2 separate regions of the Homo sapiens genome follow, and region 1 is linked to region 2. The links are chromatin loops, found by intact Hi-C in ENCODE. Cell type or tissue: lower leg skin. All regions are shown on one strand. Links, peaks and the distances in the headings refer to the core of each region. The heading gives the core; the rest is flanking DNA. Region 1 overlaps GTF2IRD1 (GTF2I repeat domain containing 1). Region 2 overlaps GTF2IRD1 (GTF2I repeat domain containing 1).

Region 1 (8,929 bases), core at 648-8,647, 62 kb after region 2:
AAAACAATATAGGCCAGGTTCGATGGCTCATGCCTATAATCCCAGCACTTTGGGAGGCCGAGGTGGATGGATCACTTGAGGTCAGGAGTTCAAGAGCTGCCTGCCCAACACGGTGAAACCCCATCTCTACTCAAAATACAAAAAAATTAGCTGGACGTGGTGGCAGACACCTATAACCCCAGCTACTTGGGAGGCTCAGGCACTAGAATCGCTTGAACCCAGAAGGCAAAGGTTGCAGTGAGCCAAGATCGCGCCACTGGACTCCAGGCTGGGTGACAGAGCGAGACTCCATCTCAAAAAACCAGAAAGAGAGAGGACCTAGGGCCTAAGGGGTGAGCTTGCTGGGGAGGAGGAGGGACACATGGGGATGAGGATACGGTGTTAGCAAAGGCAGGCAGGCCAGCAAGAGCAGGAGGCCGGGGAGAGTGGGCCCTCGGGCTTGCTTTGGGAAGGAGGCTGGACATGTGGGCTCTGGACAGGTGGGCCCTGACCCCCAGGGGATCAGGAGCCTGAAATCCTGAAAGGGGGACTCGAAACCTTAAGACAGAGCACTTTTCCAGGGAGCTCAGGAGGCTGAGACAGAAAAGCCTCAGCTTCCAGTGTCAACAGCCTTTTCCCCTCCTTCCAGCCAAAGACAGCAGCATTCCCAAGCGCAAGAGAAAGCGGGTCTCGGAAGGAAATTCCGTCTCCTCTTCCTCCTCGTCTTCCTCTTCCTCGTCCTCTAACCCGGATTCAGTGGCATCGGCCAACCAGATCTCACTCGTGGTAAAGTTGCACCGATTTGGACTCCGGCACTCATCTCTGTGGCCCTCACCCCTCTGTCTGGCAGGGCCGTCTACTCTGGGATGTGGGCCCAGGGGACGGGGAGGCACTGGGCTTTGAGTGGGGACCTTCCGGCCTCGGGGGTTATAGATGCATCCACCTGTCTCACCCAAGAGGTAGCCCATCCTTCTCGTGGGGTACTCACAGGCACTCAGGCAGGAATTCACATCCTCGCTGGGCAGATGGGCCGGCTGAGGTCCACCTGCCCACACCCTTCAGCCGCACCAGAGCTGGAGACATGAAAAGACATGGCTGGCGGGTGCAGTGGCTCACGCCTGTAATCCCAGCACTTTGGCAGGTCAAGTCGGGTGGATCACCTGAGGTCAGGAGTTTGAGACCAGGCTGACCAACACGGGGAAACCCCATCTCTACTAAAAATACAAAATTAGCCGGGCAAAGTGGGGCATAGTGGCTCATGCCTGTAATCCCAGCTACTTGGAAGGCTGAGATAGGAGAATCGCTTGAACCTGGGAGGCAGAGGTTGCAATGAGCCGAGGTCGCGCCATTGCACTGCAGCCTGGGCAACAAGAGTGAAACACTGTCTCAGAAAAAAAAATTAGCCAGGCATGGTGGCACGTGCCTGTGGTCGCAGCTACTTGGGAGGCTGGGGCAGGAGGATCATTTGAGCCCAAGGGGATTGAGGCTGCAGTGAGCCAAGATCGTCCCATTGCACTCCAGCCTGGGCAAGAGAACGAGACTCCATCTCAAAAATAAATAAATAGGCTGGGTGTGGTGGCTCACGCCTGTAATCCTAGCACTTTGGGAGGCCGAGGCAGGCGGATCACTTGAGGCTCAGGAGTTCAAGACCAGCCTGGCCAACATGGCAAAACCCCGTCTCTACTAAAAATAGAAAAATTAGCCGGGCATGGTGGCGGGCGCCTATAATCCCAGCTACTCGGGAGGCTGAGGCAGGAGACTCGCTTGAACCCGCGGGGCCAAGGTTGCAGTGAGCCGAGATTGCATCACTGCACTCCAGCCTGGGCAGAAGAGTGAAACTCCATCTCAAAAAAATAAAAAATATAAATAAATAGCCTCTGAGAAAGCTCTTCCAAAAGCAGAACTAAGCATTTTGGGTTTGTTCCGCATCACCTGGAGTCCTAATCCAGTCCCTTTGTCCCTCTCTCTAGCAATGGCCAATGTACATGGTGGACTATGCCGGCCTGAACGTGCAGCTCCCGGGACCTCTTAATTACTAGACCTCAGTACTGAATCAGGACCTCACTCAGAAAGACTAAAGGAAATGTAATTTATGTACAAAATGTATATTCGGATATGTATCGATGCCTTTTAGTTTTTCCAATGATTTTTACACTATATTCCTGCCACCAAGGCCTTTTTAAATAAGTAAAAAAAGAAAAAAAAAAAAAAGAGTGTTGCCTTTACTTTTACGGTCACTGTTTCATGTTCTCTTTTGGATCGTGGCCGCAGCTGTCACTGGGGACAGGGTCAGGAAACGCAGCTCAGGTGGCCTGCCAAGGCCCTCCTTCTTCATCACAGCAGAGGTAGTGTCCAGGAAGACCCCAGAGCTCTCTGTGCTCCTGGGAGCACGTGACCTCAAGAAGAAAAGCCACGGAAGGAAAATGTGCCACGGGGCCGGGCGTGGTGGCTCATGCCTGGAATCCCAGCACTTTGGGATGTCGAGGTGGGTGGATTGCTTGAGGTCAGGAGTTCGACCTCATTGGCCTGTAATACCGATGCTTTGGGAGGCCAAGGTGGGAGGATTGCTTGAGACCAGGAGTTTGAGATGAGCCTAGGCAACATAGTAGAACCCTTTCTCTAGAAAATGTTAAATGTGGCTTACACCTGTAATCCCAGCACTCTGGGAGGCTGAGGCGGGTGAATCACCTGAGGTCAGGAGTTTGAGACTAGCCTGGGCAACATAAGGAGACCCCGTCTGTACGAAAATGCAAAAATGAGGCCGGGCATGATGGCTCATGCCTGTAATCCCAGCACTTTGGGAGGCCGAGGCGGGTGGATCACCTGAGGTCAGGAGTTCGAGACCAGCCTGGCCAACATGGTGAAACCCCATCTCTACTAAAAATGCAAAAATTAGCCAGGTGTGGTGGCGGGAACCTGTAATCCCAGCTACTCAGGAGGCTGAGGTAGGAGAATCACTTGAACCTGGGAGGCAGAGGTTGCAGTGAGCTGAGACCACGCCATTGCACTGCAGCTGGGGCAAGAAGAACAAAAGTCCGTCTCAAAAAAACAAAACAAAAGCACAAAAATTAGCCAGGCGTGGTGGTGCACACACCTGGAGTCCAGCTACTCAGGAGGCTGAGGCAGGAGGAGGATTGCTTGAGTAAAGATGGTTGAGGCTGTAGTGAGTCATGATTACACCACTGCACTCCAGCCTGGGCGACAAAGCAAGACCCTGTCTCAAAAAAAAAAAAAAGTGTTAAATATGGTAAATGTCAGAGAGGGAGGGGCCCATCCCAGTGAAGCACTGTGGCTGGATGGGAGGCTTCTTCAAAAAGGGGTTTGGAGACCAGGTGCGGTGGCTCACGCCTGTAATCCCAGCACATTGAGAGGCCAAGGTGTGCAGATCGCCTGAAGTCAGGAGTTCGAGACCAGCCCAGCCAACATGATGAAACCCTATCTCTACTAAAAATACAAAAAAATTAGCCAGGTGTGGTGGCGCGCAACTGTAATTCCAGCTACTTGGAAGGCAGAGGCAGGAGAATTGCTTGGACCCAGGAGGCAGAGGTTGCAGTGAGCCGAGACTGTACCATTGCACTCCAGCCTGGGCAACAAGAATGAAACTCCATCTCAAAAAAAAAGGGGGGTGGGGTGGGGGCAGGACAAGTTTTCTTTTTTCAGAGGCAAGTTCTTTCTGTGTCCCCAGGCTGGAATGCAGTGGCACGATCATATCTTCCTGCAGCCTCAAACTCCTGGGCTCAAGTAATCCTCCTGCCTCAGCCTCCAGAGTAGCTGGGACTACAGGTGTGAGCCACCACACCCAGCTAATTTTTTGATTTTTTTGTAGAGATGGGGTCTTGGGTTATGTTGCCCAGGCTGGCTGCAAATTCCTGGGCTCAAGCCATCCTCCTGCCCCAGCCTCCCAGAGTGCTGGGATTAGAGGCGTGAGCCACCATGCCCAGCCTGGGATGATTTTGGATAGAGCTCTGGATACCTGACAAGCAGAGTGATGGGGTCCCAGCTGTGTCTCAGAAAGACCACTTTAGGGGCAGGTGGGAAGTTGAAGGAAGGGACAAGACTGAAGGCAGAAAGACAAGTCACAAGAGCGTGGCAGGCGTCCAAGGCCTGGCACCCAGTCCCTGCTTATTGGGTGACACATATTTACTGAGCCCTGCCCTTCTGGCTGGGGAGGCCAAGCAGCTGAGTGTCCTAATTGGGGAGGCAGCTGCCAGGGAGTACAAAACAGAGTAGGGCTGGTGCGGTGGCTCAGGCCTGTAATCCCAGTGCTTTGGGAGGCCAAGGTGGGAGGATCGCTTGAGGCCAGGAGTTCAAGACCAGCCTAGACAACATAGTGGAACCCTTTCTCTAAAAAATGTTAATTAGCTGGGTATGGTGGTGTGTGCGTGGTCCCAGCTACTCTGGAGGCTGAGGCAGGAGGATTGTTTGAGACCAAGAGTTTGACACTGCAGTGAGCCGTGATTGCACCACTGCTCTTGAGCATGGGCAACAGAGCAAGACCCTGCCTCTGAAAAAACAAAGCGGGGGGGCCTCACCTAGTGCAGAAAGTAGGAAGAGTCCTTGAAGCTGAGGCTTGAAGAGCAAGTGAGGCTTTGGGGGGACAAAGAGAGGAGGGCTGAGGTAGGTGGGTGTTTAAGACGAGAGCGATGTGGGCAAAAACGGAGCTGGACAGGGACTGGGTACGTTCCAGGAATAAGAAGGTGTCACCAGAGCAGACACAGGGTGGCTGGAGGTGACATGTCAGGGCAGGTGTGGACTTAGTCAGGGTTCCCGAGGACGCTAAGCAGGTGTCTCCTACACATGGTGCCGGGCTGAAGTGGTGGGCAGAGGCAGACATCCAGCCTGGGTTACACCTGCCCAGCCATGCACTCTGGGACAGAGCTGCGTACTTTTTCTCACCGACCCACGTGGAAGGCCTCATAAGCCGGGCCAAGGCAATTTCCAGAAGGCAAATGAGACCCACAGCAGGAAGTACCTGGGGGAGAGCCAGGCCTAGGTCTGCATTTTGGAAGGGTGCCCCTGCCCGCTGAGAGATGTCGGAGAAGGAAGGGAGGAATACATCAGAAGACCACCTGGGAGGCTCCAACAGAAGATAGCAGTAGAGGCCAGGCGTAGTGGCTCATGCCTGTAATCCCAGCACTTTGGGAGGCTGAGGTGGGTGGATCACCTGAGGCCAGGAGTTCGAGACCAGCCTGGCCAACATGGTGAAACCCTGTCTCTACTAAAAATACAAAAATTAGCTGGGCATGGTGGTGGACACCTGTAATCCCAACTACTCTGGAGGCTGAGGCAGAAGAATCTCTTGAACCCAAGAGGCAGAGATTGGCAGTGAGCTGAGATCGCACCACTGCACTCCAGCCTGGGCAACAGAGCGAGACTCCGTCTCAAAAAAAGAGAGAGAGAGAGAGATGGCAGTGGTTTGGGCCAGGTGGAGAAAATAACTAGAGGGTCAGCCAGTCGGGTGGACGAGGGGTTCTGGAGAGTCAGGGGTCAGGGTGGTCCCAGGATCTGGCTCTAACCGTCCACCCAGGGCCCAGAATGAGGCCTGTGGCTTGGAGGGACTGAGTTCTGAATCAGCTGAGGAAATGGTCAAAACTTTAGTCCAGGGCTTCTGCCAGTCCTCAGGGTCAGTCCCATCCATGCCCAGAGCTGGGAGGAAGGCCCCATCCCAGCCTTCCAGACCACACTTCCTCCTGGAAAGACGCTAGAAACCACGTGCCTGGCACAGCCACCCCCTCTCCGCTGGTGCAAACCCCCCACCCAGTCAGCTGCCAGCCTCACCTTCCTCCCTCCCACCTCCTAGTGGCTCCCAGTGCCACCAGGCGCCTCCACTCCACCCTCAGCCCCTGCCCTGGGCCGGGCCCACTTTTTCCACTCCAGGATGGGGGCAGGAGTGACCTCCTCAACTGGCCACCACCTCCAAGCAGAAACTGCCTATGAAGTCAAGATGATCTGAAGAGTCCTTGCAGCTGCCACCTTGCCTTCAACCCTCACGTCCTGTAACCCATCCCCCACCCCCGATCCTGTGACTCTGGATTTAAAATCTGTTTTGCTTTCCTTGCACCCAGTGCAAGCATCTAGGTGCGGCGTTCCAGGCGCCTCGCAGGGGGTCGGGTCCCCAGCCTTCTGTCCCACCGTTCCGTCCCCCGGGCCCGGCCCACCTGGCGCCCCCTCCCGCCCGCCACCGCCCGCTGGCGCCTGTCGGTCGTCTAGACCCGCCGCCCCCGCTCCACCGCTCAGATCCGCGGCCAGAGCCGGAAGTGGCTCCTGCCCCGGCCGGGAGCGGCGGGGCTGAGACTGTGCCCGCGGGCACTGCCATCCCGTGCATGGAGAGGGCGCAGAGCCCGGGGGTAGGGCGGGCCGGGGAACCCGATCCTCCTTCATCCGCGCAAAGGCCCGCGAAGCTCCCAATCTGTTCTCTTTCAGGCTCACTGTGCAGATGGCGTGCAATTAAGTGGGTCGGTGCAGCAAACCCTCGTATCCTCCCGCTTCCCTAAAAGCAGAGGATTGAGCCGCTGCACTCCAGCCTGGGCAACACAGCGAGACCCTATGTCTTAAAGAAAGGGCAGAAGTGGGGACCCCTCTCCCACCCCCTTCCCCTGCTCCAAGCCAAAGCGTTTGAAGCAAGAGGTTGCCTCCTGTGAGTTTCCCCCAGTCCCTGGAGGCCTGGGCTTTGGGAGGTGTGTCCAGGCAGAGGACAGAGGTCTTGTGCAAAGGGCCGCTTTTCCCTTCGCCCACCCTGCGCCCGCCCAGCCCCTTATCCGATGGGAAAGCCTTACTGACTCTTTTCCTCGCAGAAGCGCCCAGATGCTGTTTATGCAACCTCTCCAGAATCTCAGTGTACTGTACTTTTTAAAAAGTGATTTGATTCAAAGCACTCATTCTTTAATTAAACTTCATTTAGCTGCCATCTGTCTCGGTTCGAAATGGCTTCGTGTTTTGCAACTCTAAATGAGAATTGTTATTGGATTTGTAAACACATCCCCAAAAAAATCACAAAACACTTTCAAAAGTAATAAATGAAGGACGGTTAGGAGCTGCATCTTAAACGTTCTAATTGCCGGGGAATGTATTCTGGTGGGTACACAGTCATTTTATATACAAATCATTGTACAAAAATCTGGTATCAATGAAAAGATCAAGATTATAGAAAATGCTGGAATTATATCTGACTGAAAACAGTAATAAAGCAATAATTGGCGCAGGGACGGGCCACAAAACGAGACGGGGCACCTGCTCCCCTCGGGCCACCCTCCCGCACCGCCCAGGTGCCTGGCTTGGTGCACTCAGGGGAGGGTTGGTCCTGAGCTCTCCTGGCTGGTGCTTCCAACGGCCCTGCGAGGTACCTCTTTTTAAGGAACCAAAGCGTTATTTATCTTCATTATTAATTATTACTTTTTTTTTTTCTAAAAGACAGGGTCTCGGCCGGTCGAGATGGCTCACACCTGTAATCCCAGCACTTTGGGAGGCTGAGGCGGGCGGATCACGAGGTCAAGAGTTCAAGACCAGCCTGGCCAACATAGTGAAACCCCGTCTCTACTAAAAAATACAAAAATTAGCTGGGCGTGGTGACGGATGCCTGTAATCCCAGCTACTCGGGAGGCTGAGGCAGGAGAATCGCTTGAAACCAGAAGGTGGAGGTTGCAGTGAGTGGAGATCGCACCGCTGCACACGCCAGCCTGGGCAACAGAGCAAAACTCCATCTCAAAAAAAAAAAAAAGGCCGGGTGCGGTGGCTCACACCTGTAATCCCAGCACCTTGGGAGGCCGAGGTGGGTGGATCACAAGGTCAGGAGATCAAGACCATACTGGCTAGCATGGTAAAACCCCGTCTCTACTAAAAAACATACAAAAAATTAGCCGGGCACCTGTAGTCCCAGCTACTCGGGAGGCTGAGGCAGGAGAATGGTGTGAACCCAGGAGGCGGAGCTTGCAGTGAGCTGAGATCGTGCCACTGCACTCCAGCCTGGGTGAGAGAGCAATACTGCATCTCAAAAAAAAAAAAAAAAGAGACAAGGTCTCTTTGTGTGGCCCAGGCTGGAATGCAGTGGCTCGATCATAGCTCACTGAAGCCTGGAACTCCTGGGCTCAAGTGATCCCCCCGCCTCGCCTCCCAACTGGCTGGGACTTCAGGCACATGCCACCATGCCCAGCTAATTTTTCTTATTGTAAAGACAGAAGTTCACTATGTTGCCCAGGCTGGTCTTAAACTCCTGGCCTCAAGGGATCCTCTCACTTGGGACTCACAAAATGCTGGGATTACAGGTGTGAGCCATTGCACTTGGCCACTGCCCTGTAATTTTTAAATTTCATCATCTTCCTAAAACTCATGGCTGGGCATGATGGTGGGCACCTGTAGTACCAGCTACTAAGGAGACCAAGGTGGGAGGCTCACCTGAGCCCAGGGATTCAAGGCTGCAGTGAGCTATAATTGTGCCACTGTACTCCAGCCTGGGCGACAGAGCAAGACCCTATCTCAAGTAAATAAATATCATTTTATTAATATCAAGTATCATTCGTTCTTTTTTTTTTTTTTTTTTTTTTTTTTTTTGAGGTGGAGTCTATTCTGTCACCCAGGCTGGAGTGCAGTATCGGGATCTTGGCTCACTGCAACCTCCGTCTCCCAGGGTCAAGTGATTCTCCTGCGTCAGACCCCTAAGCAGCTGGGATAACAGGCTTGCGCCACCACGCCTGGCTAATTTTTGTATTTTTAGTAGAGACAGTGTTTCACCATGTTGGCCAGGCTGGTCTTGAACTCCTGACCTCAAGTGATCCACCCGTCTCAGCCATCCAAAGTGCTGGGATTACAGGCGTGAGCCACTGCACCCAGCCTACAATAACTTATTTTTTCTGTCATTATTTTCTGCTTCTCTGCCTGCTTTATGCTTTATGATGTCAAGGACTGTGTCCATTTTATCCACCGTTCTATCCTAGCGCCTACGTCCAGGACATAC
Region 2 (8,929 bases), core at 504-8,503:
GGTCACCGTCCCAGGTAAGGGACGGGCATCTGACCACCCCCTGCAGAAATCAGGGCCGGACCGTTAGCCTCCTGAGGGTCTGCCCTGGTGAAGAAGTGGCCTCCAGGCCGCTGTTTCTCTCTGTGGATTCTGAGAGCCATCGGGGTACTGTGAATGCTTTTTCTGGCCACATCTGTCCCCTGCGTTGTGAATCAGTGTTCTCAGCTCTGACCTTCCAGAAGGTCCCCTCAAAACTTCACCTCCCTGGCTTGGCTTCCCTGGGATTTGTGAGGCTGGACAGAAGAAAAAGCCATGGGTGTGAGAGGCTCTGAGTTTGACCCTACCCCCTGCCAAGCCTCATTTTCCACATCTTCAGAGGAGAGGATAGATTTGGGCGCTGGAGCCTCAGTACGGGGTGACTGTTAGAAGCCAAGAGGGTGCTGGGCACAGTGGCTCATGCTTGTAATCCTGGCATTTTGGGTGGCTGACACGGGAGGATGGCTTGAGGCCAGGAGTTCAAGACCAGCCTGGGCAGCATAGCAACACCCACATCTCCACAAAAAATACAAAACATTAGCCAGATGTGGTGGTGTGTGCCTGTCGGTGTAGCTTCTCAGGAGGCTAGGGCAGGAGGATCACTTGAGCCCAAGAGTTGGAGGCTGCAGTGAGCAGTCATCCCACCACTGCACTCCAGCCTGGGCAACAGAGCGAGACCCTATCTCAAAAAAAAAGAAATGACTGGGCGCAGTGGCTCACGCCTATAATCCCAGCACTTTGGGAGGCCGAGGCGGGCACATCACCTGAGGTCAGGAGTTAGAGACCAGCCTGGCCAACATAGTGAAACCCCATCTCTACTAAAAATACAAAAATAAGCCAGGCATGGTGGCTCACGCCTGTAGTCCCAGCTACTCAGGAGGCTGAGGCAGGAGAATCGCTTGAACCCGGGAGGCGGAGGTTACAGTGAGCCAAGATGGCGCCACTGCACTCCTGCCTGGACGACAGAGTGAGACTCCATCTCAAACCAAAAAAAAAAAAGAGACAGAAAGAAAAGGACCCTTGTCTGTGGGGAGACTGGGCTGGGTGGGCCCTGAGGGACTGTGACAGGAGTATGACAGGCAGAAGATACCCGTGTCATTCGGAGTTTTGTCTTCAGACCCCTCGCCAACCTCTGAGGAAATGACAGACTCGATGCCTGGGCACCTGCCATCGGAGGATTCTGGTTATGGGATGGAGATGCTGACAGGTAAGAAATGGACCTGGGCTGGTGGTGCTTGGGACTCAGCTCTCCAGGGAGCAAAGGGAAAGGGGTGGGCCAGGCCGTCCCCAGGTGTTTCTTGGTGTCAGCCGTCTGTAGTAGAGGAAACCCAATATATGCCTGACCCTAATCCAAGGCTGGGTTCCTTTTGGAAACCTCAAGTAGGCTCTATTTATTTATTTAGAGACGGAGTTTCACTCTTGTTGCCCAGGCTGGAGTGCAGTGGCACGATCTCGGCTCACCGCAACCTCTGCCTCCCAGGTTCAAGTGATTCTCCTGCCTCAGCCTCCTGAGTAGCTGGAATTACAGGCATGTGCCACCATGCCTAGCTAATTTTGTATTTTTAGTAGAGGCGGGCTTTCGCTATGTTGGTCAGGCTGGTCTTGAACTCCCGACCTCAGGTGATCCACCTGCCTCAGCCTCCCAAAGTGCTGGGATTACAGGCGTGAGCCACCGTGCCTGGCCATAGGCTCCATTTATAACAAGGCCCAGCGTCCTTCCCAGGAGCCACCTGTTGGAATTAATTTGTCCATTTATCCAACAACTATTTATTGAGCATCTGTTGTGTACCAGGTCCTGTGTAAGGGGCTGGAGACAAAGCAGTGAACCAAGCAGAAGTCCCCACCTCCTGGGGTGCACATCCTCATGTGAAGAGATAGATGGATAGTACGCAAATAAGTAAAATAGGCAGGGTAAGGTGGCTCGTGCCTGTAATCCCAGCACTTTGGGAACCCAAGGTGAGGGGATTACTTGAGGCTGGGAGTTCAAGATCAGCCTGGGCAACATAGAGAGACCCATCTCTTAAATTTTTTGAGATGGAGCCTCACTCTGTCACCCAGACTGGAGTGCAGTGGCGCGATCTCAGCTCACTGCAACCTCCACCTCCCGGCTTCAAGCAGTTCTCCTGAGTAGCTGGGATTACAGGCGCCCGCCACCACGCCTGGTTAATTTTTTTGTATTTTTAGTAGAGACGGGGTTTCACCATGATGGTCAGGCAGGTCTCGAACTCCTGACCTCAAATGATCCTCCTGCCTCAGCCTCCCAAAGTGCTGGGATTACAGGCGTGAGCCACCACACCTTGCCTCAACAAATATTTATTGAGCACCTGCTATGTACTAGGTCCTGCGTAAGGGGCTGGGGAAAAAGCAGTGGACCAAACAGGTGTCCCCACCTGCTGGGGTACACATCCTCGTGCGGAGAGATAAACAGTAAGCAAATAAGTAAAATAGGCAGGGTGAGGTGGCTCACGCCTGTAATTCCAGCACTTTGGGAGGCCAAGGCGAGGGTACTGCTTGAGGCCAGGAGTTCGAGACCAGCCTGGGCAACATAGCAAGACTCCATCTCTAAAAGATTTTTTTTTAATTGACTGACACAGTGTCTCACAGCTATAATCTCAACACTTTGGGAGGCCAAGGCAGGAGGATTGCCTCAGCCCAGGAGCTTGAGACCAGCCTGGGCAACATGGTGAAACCCTATCTCTACAAAAAATACAGAAATTAGTTGGGTGTGGTGGTGCGTGCCTGTAGTTCCAGCTACTTGGGAGGCTGAGGTAGGAGGATTGATTGAGCCCAGGAGGTTGAGGCTGTGGTGAGCCGTGATGGTGCCACTGAGTAAGACCCTATCTTAAAATAAATAAATAGGTCAGGTGCATTGGCTTACAACTGTAATTCACCATTTTGGGAGGCTGAGGCGGGCAGATCACTTGAGGTCAGAGTTCAAAACCAGCCTGGCCAGCATGATGAAACCCCCTTCTCTACTAAAAATACAAAAATTAGCTGGGCATGGTGGCGCATGCCTGTAGTCCCAGCTACTCAGGAGGCTGAAGCAGGAGAATCACTTGAACCCAGGAGGCAGAGGTTGCAGTGAGCCAAGATTTTGCCATTGCACTCCAGCCTGGACAACAGAGCGAAGCTCTGCCTCAAAATAACTAAATAGATAGATAGATAGATAGATAGATAGATAAAAATTAGACAGGAACGGTAGGACCTATGTGTAGTCCCATCTACTCAGGAGGCTGAGGCAGGAGGATCCTTTGAGCCCAGGAGTTGGAGCCTGCAGTGGGCTATGATGGTGCCACTGCACTCCAGTCTGGGTGCCACAGCAAGACACCATCTCAAAAAAAAAAAACAAAAATAGGCTGGGCATGAAGAATTGCGTAATCCTAGCACTTTGGGAGGCCGAGGCAGGCAGATCACCTGAGGCCAGGAGTTCAAGATCAGCCTGGCCAACCTAGTGAAACCCCATCTCTGCTAAAAAGACCAAAAAAAAATTAGCTGGGCATGGTGGCAGGCACCTGCAGTCCCAGCTACTTGGGACACTGAGGCAGGAAAACCGCTTGAACCTTGGGAGGCGGAGTTTGCAGCCGAGATCACGCCACTGCACTCCAGCCTGGGCAACAGAGTGAAATTCTATCTCAAAAACAAGCAAACAAAAATAGGCAACAAGGCAGGATGCTTAGGATGTAACACTAAGCAAAAGAGGAAAAATTGATTGTGCTTTGCTTACAACTGTGTTGCAAACGTAATCACTGGGGACAAACAAGGGTAGAGCAAAACAGTAGCAGTGTTAGGCAAAATGATTTGCGTTTTTTATTTTCTAAATCAGTTATGATGCACTTCTAATACTTTGGTAATGAAGAAAAAAATATGATTTGTCCAGCACAAACTGGGCATGACCAGACTTGACAGCAGTCTGTGGCGTAGCTATCCAGAGAGTTTGGTTGACGCCAAGCTCAGGCTGAGATGACAGCATGGCGTGGCGCCTAAGGAATTGGCACGGTGCCCAGCTGGGTTTGCAGTGGCCTTAGAAAACACCATAGAAGCCTCCATGCAGCACTCACAGCCAGAGGCTGGGTGGCACTGCAGGGGTTGGGGGCCTTGGATGAGCACAGCATCATTGCTGTTTGTTTCACAGAGCAGAACACAGGCTCAGCAAGGCTCATCCACCTCCCCAAGGTCACACAGCCTTGGGCTGGAAAACATGTTTCCCATGCAGGGTTCCTTCCCAGGCACCCCAGTCAAACCTGATGAATTAAGAAAATTCTGGCTGGGTGTGGTGGCTCACACTTATAATCCCAGCACTTTGGGAGGCCGAGGCGGGATCACCTGAGATCAGGAGTTCGAGACCAGCCTGCCCAACATGGCGAAACTCCGTCTCCACTAAAAATACAAAATTAGCTGGGCATGGTGGTGCGCACCTGTTATCCCAGCTATTTGGGAGGCTGAAGCAGGAGAATCACTTGAACCCAGGAGGCAGAGGTTGCAGTGAGCCAAGATCGCACCATTGCACTTCAGCCTGGGTGACAAGAGCGAAACTCTGTCTAGAAAAAGAAAAAAAAAGAAAAAGAAAATTCTGATGGTAGTCACATCTGTAATCCCAGCTACTCAGGAGGCTGAGGCAGGAGAATCGCTTGAACCCAGGAGGTGGAGGTTGCAGTGAGCTGAGACTGCACCACTGCACTCCAGCCTGGGTGACAGAGCGAGACTCTGTCTCAAAAAGCACAAAACAACAACAAAAAAAGAAAATTCTGAGATGTCCAGGACCACCATGGATTAGAGGATTTTGCATTTGTGTGCTTTTTCTGTTTACACATATTTGATATGAAACAGTTAAATGATACAGAACTGTGTAATACATTGAGCAGGTGCAGTGGCTCATGTCTGTAATCCTAGCACTTTGGGAGGCCAAGGTGGGAGGATCGCTTGAGCCCAGGAGTTCGAGACCAGCTTGGACAACATGGCGAAACCCTGTCTCTACAAAAAATTTTAAAAAGTAGCCAGCCGTGGTGGTACATGCCTCTAGTTCCAGCTATTGAGGAGACTGAGGCGGGTGGATCGTTTGATCCCAGGAGTTTACAACCAGCCTGGGGAGCATAGCAAGACCCCATCTCTACAAAAAAAAAAAAAAAAAAAAAAAACAATTAGCTGGATGTGGTGGTACCTACCTGTAGTCCCAGCTATTCAGGTGGCCAAGGAGGGAGGATAGCTTGAGCCCAAGAGGTTGAGGCTGTAGTGAGCTGTGATTGCTCCACTGCACTCCATCCTGGGCAACAGAGCAAGACCCAGGAAAAAGCTCCAGTCACATCCTCCTCAGGCAACCACTAGTATTCCTAGCATCTTCCTTTTGTATGTTTTTATCTATGTGCTAATTCATGTGATGACTATTTTAAACAAATTGTCCCTTGTATTCTCACCTGGAAGTTTTTTTGTTTGTTTGTTTGTTTGTTTTTGAGACGGAGTCTCACTCTGTTGCCCAGGCTGGAGTGCAATAGCATGACCTCGCTGCAACCTCCGCCTCCTAGGTTCAGGCGATTCTCCTGCCTCAGCCTCCCGAGTAGCTGGGATTACAGGCATGCGCCACCATGCCCAGCCAATTTTTGTATTTTTAGTAGAGACAGCATTTCCCCATGTTGGCCAAGCTGGTCTCAAACTCCTGGCCTCAAGTAATCCACCCATCTCAGCCTCCCAAAGTGCTGGGATTACAGGTGTGAGCCACCGTGCCCAGCCGAGGACTTTGTCTTGTTCCCACGTGTCCTCAGTGTCTAGAACAGACTAGCTTGGGAGGTGCATGCAAAATGATCTCAGCCTGCTTTCGTGTGAAGGCCAGGGTAGGCACCTGTATGGAATCGGGGTCCCTGATCCCATTGGAGTGGGTGCCATGCTTCAGAGTTGGGGCCCCCTGGCCTGCCATTCCCCAGCTATCTGGCCTGACGTCGGCAGTGCATGGCTTAGGAGATGATGAATGTGGCTTCCCGGCATCCTCTGTTCTCTTTTAGACAAAGGTCTGAGTGAGGACGCGCGGCCCGAGGAGAGGCCCGTGGAGGGTGAGGCCCTGTCTACCCCTGACATTTTACACCCACCCCCACCCCATCTCTCTTCCCCTGCCGCCCACCTCCCCTTGGCCTCTGGGTCTCTTCGTTCTCTCCACCTCATCTCTCTCCAGCACCCTGGTGTGGGGGTGGGAATCCTGTGGGCTGCCTGATATGGGAGGAGATTTAAGGATTTGTCTTCTAGAACCAGGAAGTTCCTGGTCAAAGGTGAGAGCAGTTCCCACTGCTAAGGAAAATTGCAAGCCTTTGTTTTTATTACACACCCTGCTGCTTTGCGCAAAGGTTTTAAGACTGGGAACTGAGCCTCCTCTATCTGAGCAAGTAGATTAGAGGCCTGAAAGCACAAAATTTGCTTTGTGTCCAGCAGACACGCCCATTCTCAGGAACGTGAGAATTCCCTCCCTGCTGAGAATGGAAGTAGGACAGAGAGAGAGGGAGGCCAGGGTGAGGGTGGGTCTGTTTCATCTCTGTAGTATCCTGGAATGGAATGAGTGAGTGTCAGAGGAGAGAATTGTCACTTCCCCAAACCCAGCCTGGCAGGAGGAACCATGAAGTCTTAACACAGTTCCGCTGCCACCTGGTGGCAGCCTGCTCAATTTGCAGGCTTAGTGGGTACCCACTAGTTCTATCACATGCTACACTCAGTCACATACCTAGAAAGACCCATGGTCACTCCTAGTCCACAGAACCTTCCAAATCTTCATTCAGGCTGGCGGTGCCCTAGATTTGATTTCGCAAACAAGAATGTGAGCCCAGGAATTGTGGACCTGTCTGCGTGTGCCATTTCTGAGGAAATAAGTTACCCACCGCCCCAGCCCCAGCCTTCCCCCATTCCAAGATCCCACCACAGGGCCAATGTTGGTACCAGCAGAGCAGGAACATCAGCCGAGAAGCTGCCACCAACCAGCCTCAACAGACTGCCTTTTGCCTTCCAGACAGCCACGGTGACGTGATCCGGCCCCTGCGGAAGCAGGTGGAGCTGCTCTTCAACACACGATACGGTGAGCAAGAAGTGGGACAGGGTCTGGGGGCATCCCGGCCCCCCTCCAGCCGCCCTGTTTGCAGAAGGGCTTTGGTCGCATCCCCTTGCCTGTTCCCATCCCAGCTGTTCTCTGGGCAGGGACAAGGGAGAGAGGGAAGGGAGGAGCTGGGACCCATCATGAGGATGGGGACACTAGAGAGGCTGTCACTCAGGCTCCCTGGCTCACTCACTCACACTCTGCCTCAGTCGCAGGTTGGAGAGGCCACTCCCTCCCCTGTAATGTCGCCAGCCCTCAGCCCTCCGCCCTCACCCTCATCCCTCCGCCCTCACCCTCATCCAGGGTCCTCAAGAAGACTCATAATAAGAATAAGATAAGATAACCTCAGTGGTGTGCCGGGCATGAGGCTAGGTGATTCCCCATGTTTTTCTTTTTTTTTTTTTTTTTTTTTGAGGCGGAGTCTCACTCTGTTGCCCAGGCTGGGGTGTGGTGGCGCAATATCAGCTCACTGCAACCTGCGCTTCCTGGGTTCAAGAAATTCTCCTGCCTCACCCTCCCGAGTAGCTGGGATTACAGGCACCTGCCACCATACCCGGCTAATTTTTGTAGTTTTAATAGAGACAGGGCTTCACCATGTTGGCCAGGCTGGTCTTGAACTCCTGACCTTAAGCGATCTACCCACCTTGGCCTCCCAAAGTGCAGGGATTATAGGCTTGAGCCACTGCACCCGGCCCCCTGTGTTCTTGTATCCCATCTCACAAAATCCCCGTGTCCTAAGACCCACTTTACAGATGAGGAGAACTGAGGCCTGGTAAAGGGGTGTGACTCGTCCAAGGCCCCACACCACTCAGTGGCAGAGATCGGGTTCGTTCCAAGGCGTGGTGTTGTGCCACAGCAGCGTGTGGGGTTGCTTATGGTGGCAGGAGGGACACTCGGGGGGCCTTACTGGAAGGGCGAGGCCCAGTGGACTCGGGGAAGCAATGCCGAATCTCAGCAGCCATTAGTGGTGGCTTCTGTACTGCCTGGGCATGAGGGCATGGACCCAGCGTGGGCCTTGGGGTAACCCTGGGTTGAGTTCCTATCCCCTGGCTCTGCTGTTCAGTGGCTCTGTGACCTCAGACAAGTCACGTCCCCTCTGAACTCCAGGTTCCTTTCCTGCAGGCTGGGGGGCCACTCTTTCCACATCCCAGGAAAGCTGGCAGGCCCTCAAAAGGGCTCTGGCAGCTTTGCCCCCCGACACAGGCACGGGACACAGGGGTTGAGGCTCCTGGCCCTGTGGCACCGGGTGGCCCTACAGCAGCCATGTCTCTGCAGCCAAGGCCATTGGCATCTCGGAGCCCGTCAAGGTGCCGTACTCCAAGTTTCTGATGCACCCGGAGGAGCTGTTTGTGGTGGGACTGCCTGAAGGCATCTCCCTCCGCAGGCCCAACTGCTTCGGGATCGCCAAGCTCCGGAAGATTCTGGAGGCCAGCAACAGCATCCAGTTTGTCATCAAGAGGTAAGGCCCAACCAGGTCCATGGGAGACAGCACCGGCCCTGCTCAGCACCAAGGGGCAGGAGCAGCACCAAATTGCCATCAAGCAATTCTTGTGCCTCAGCCACCTGAATAGCTGGGACCACAGGTGTGAGGTGTGTGCCACCATGCCCAGCCTTTTTTTTTTTTTTTTTTTTTGAGACAGAGTCTCACTGTCTCCCAGGCTGGAGTACAGTGATACGAACTTGGCTCACTGCAACCTCCGCTCTGGCTTCAAGCGAGTCTCCTGCCTCAGCCCCTTGAGTAGCTGAGACTACAGGTGCGCGCCACCACGCCCGGCTAATTTTTGTATTTTTAGTGGAGACAGGGTTTCACCATGTTGGCCAGGCTGGTCTTGAACTACCAACCTCAAG

Evidence for each region. Peaks named below come from ENCODE experiments on the same cell type or tissue, not always from the same donor. Only the 100,000 strongest peaks of a DNase experiment are listed, where the experiment ranks them.
Region 1: a loop joins it to region 2, with 5 times the contacts of the local background. A loop is called at or near these places in 2 of 110 quality-filtered maps.

Annotation. Positions count from the first base shown.
Region 1 is chr7:74,600,416-74,609,344 of GRCh38, forward strand. GTF2IRD1 (GTF2I repeat domain containing 1) reads left to right here. Exons shown (of 27, transcript NM_005685.4): 26 at 629-765; 27 at 1,950-2,190. The coding sequence ends at 2,018. Among named protein-coding and RNA genes, the nearest start is that of MIR10525, 8.9 kb to the left of the region's middle. RefSeq lists a silencer at 6,083-6,492. In lower leg skin, for the core only: no CTCF peak of the experiment used is centred there; a DNase peak (open chromatin) is centred at 4,108.
Region 2 is chr7:74,538,747-74,547,675 of GRCh38, forward strand. It overlaps GTF2IRD1 (GTF2I repeat domain containing 1), which reads left to right. Exons shown (of 27, transcript NM_005685.4): 13 at 1-14; 14 at 1,133-1,222; 15 at 6,009-6,056; 16 at 6,998-7,063; 17 at 8,357-8,540. Among named protein-coding and RNA genes, the nearest start is that of WBSCR23, 11 kb to the left of the region's middle. In lower leg skin, for the core only: no CTCF peak of the experiment used is centred there; a DNase peak (open chromatin) is centred at 4,014.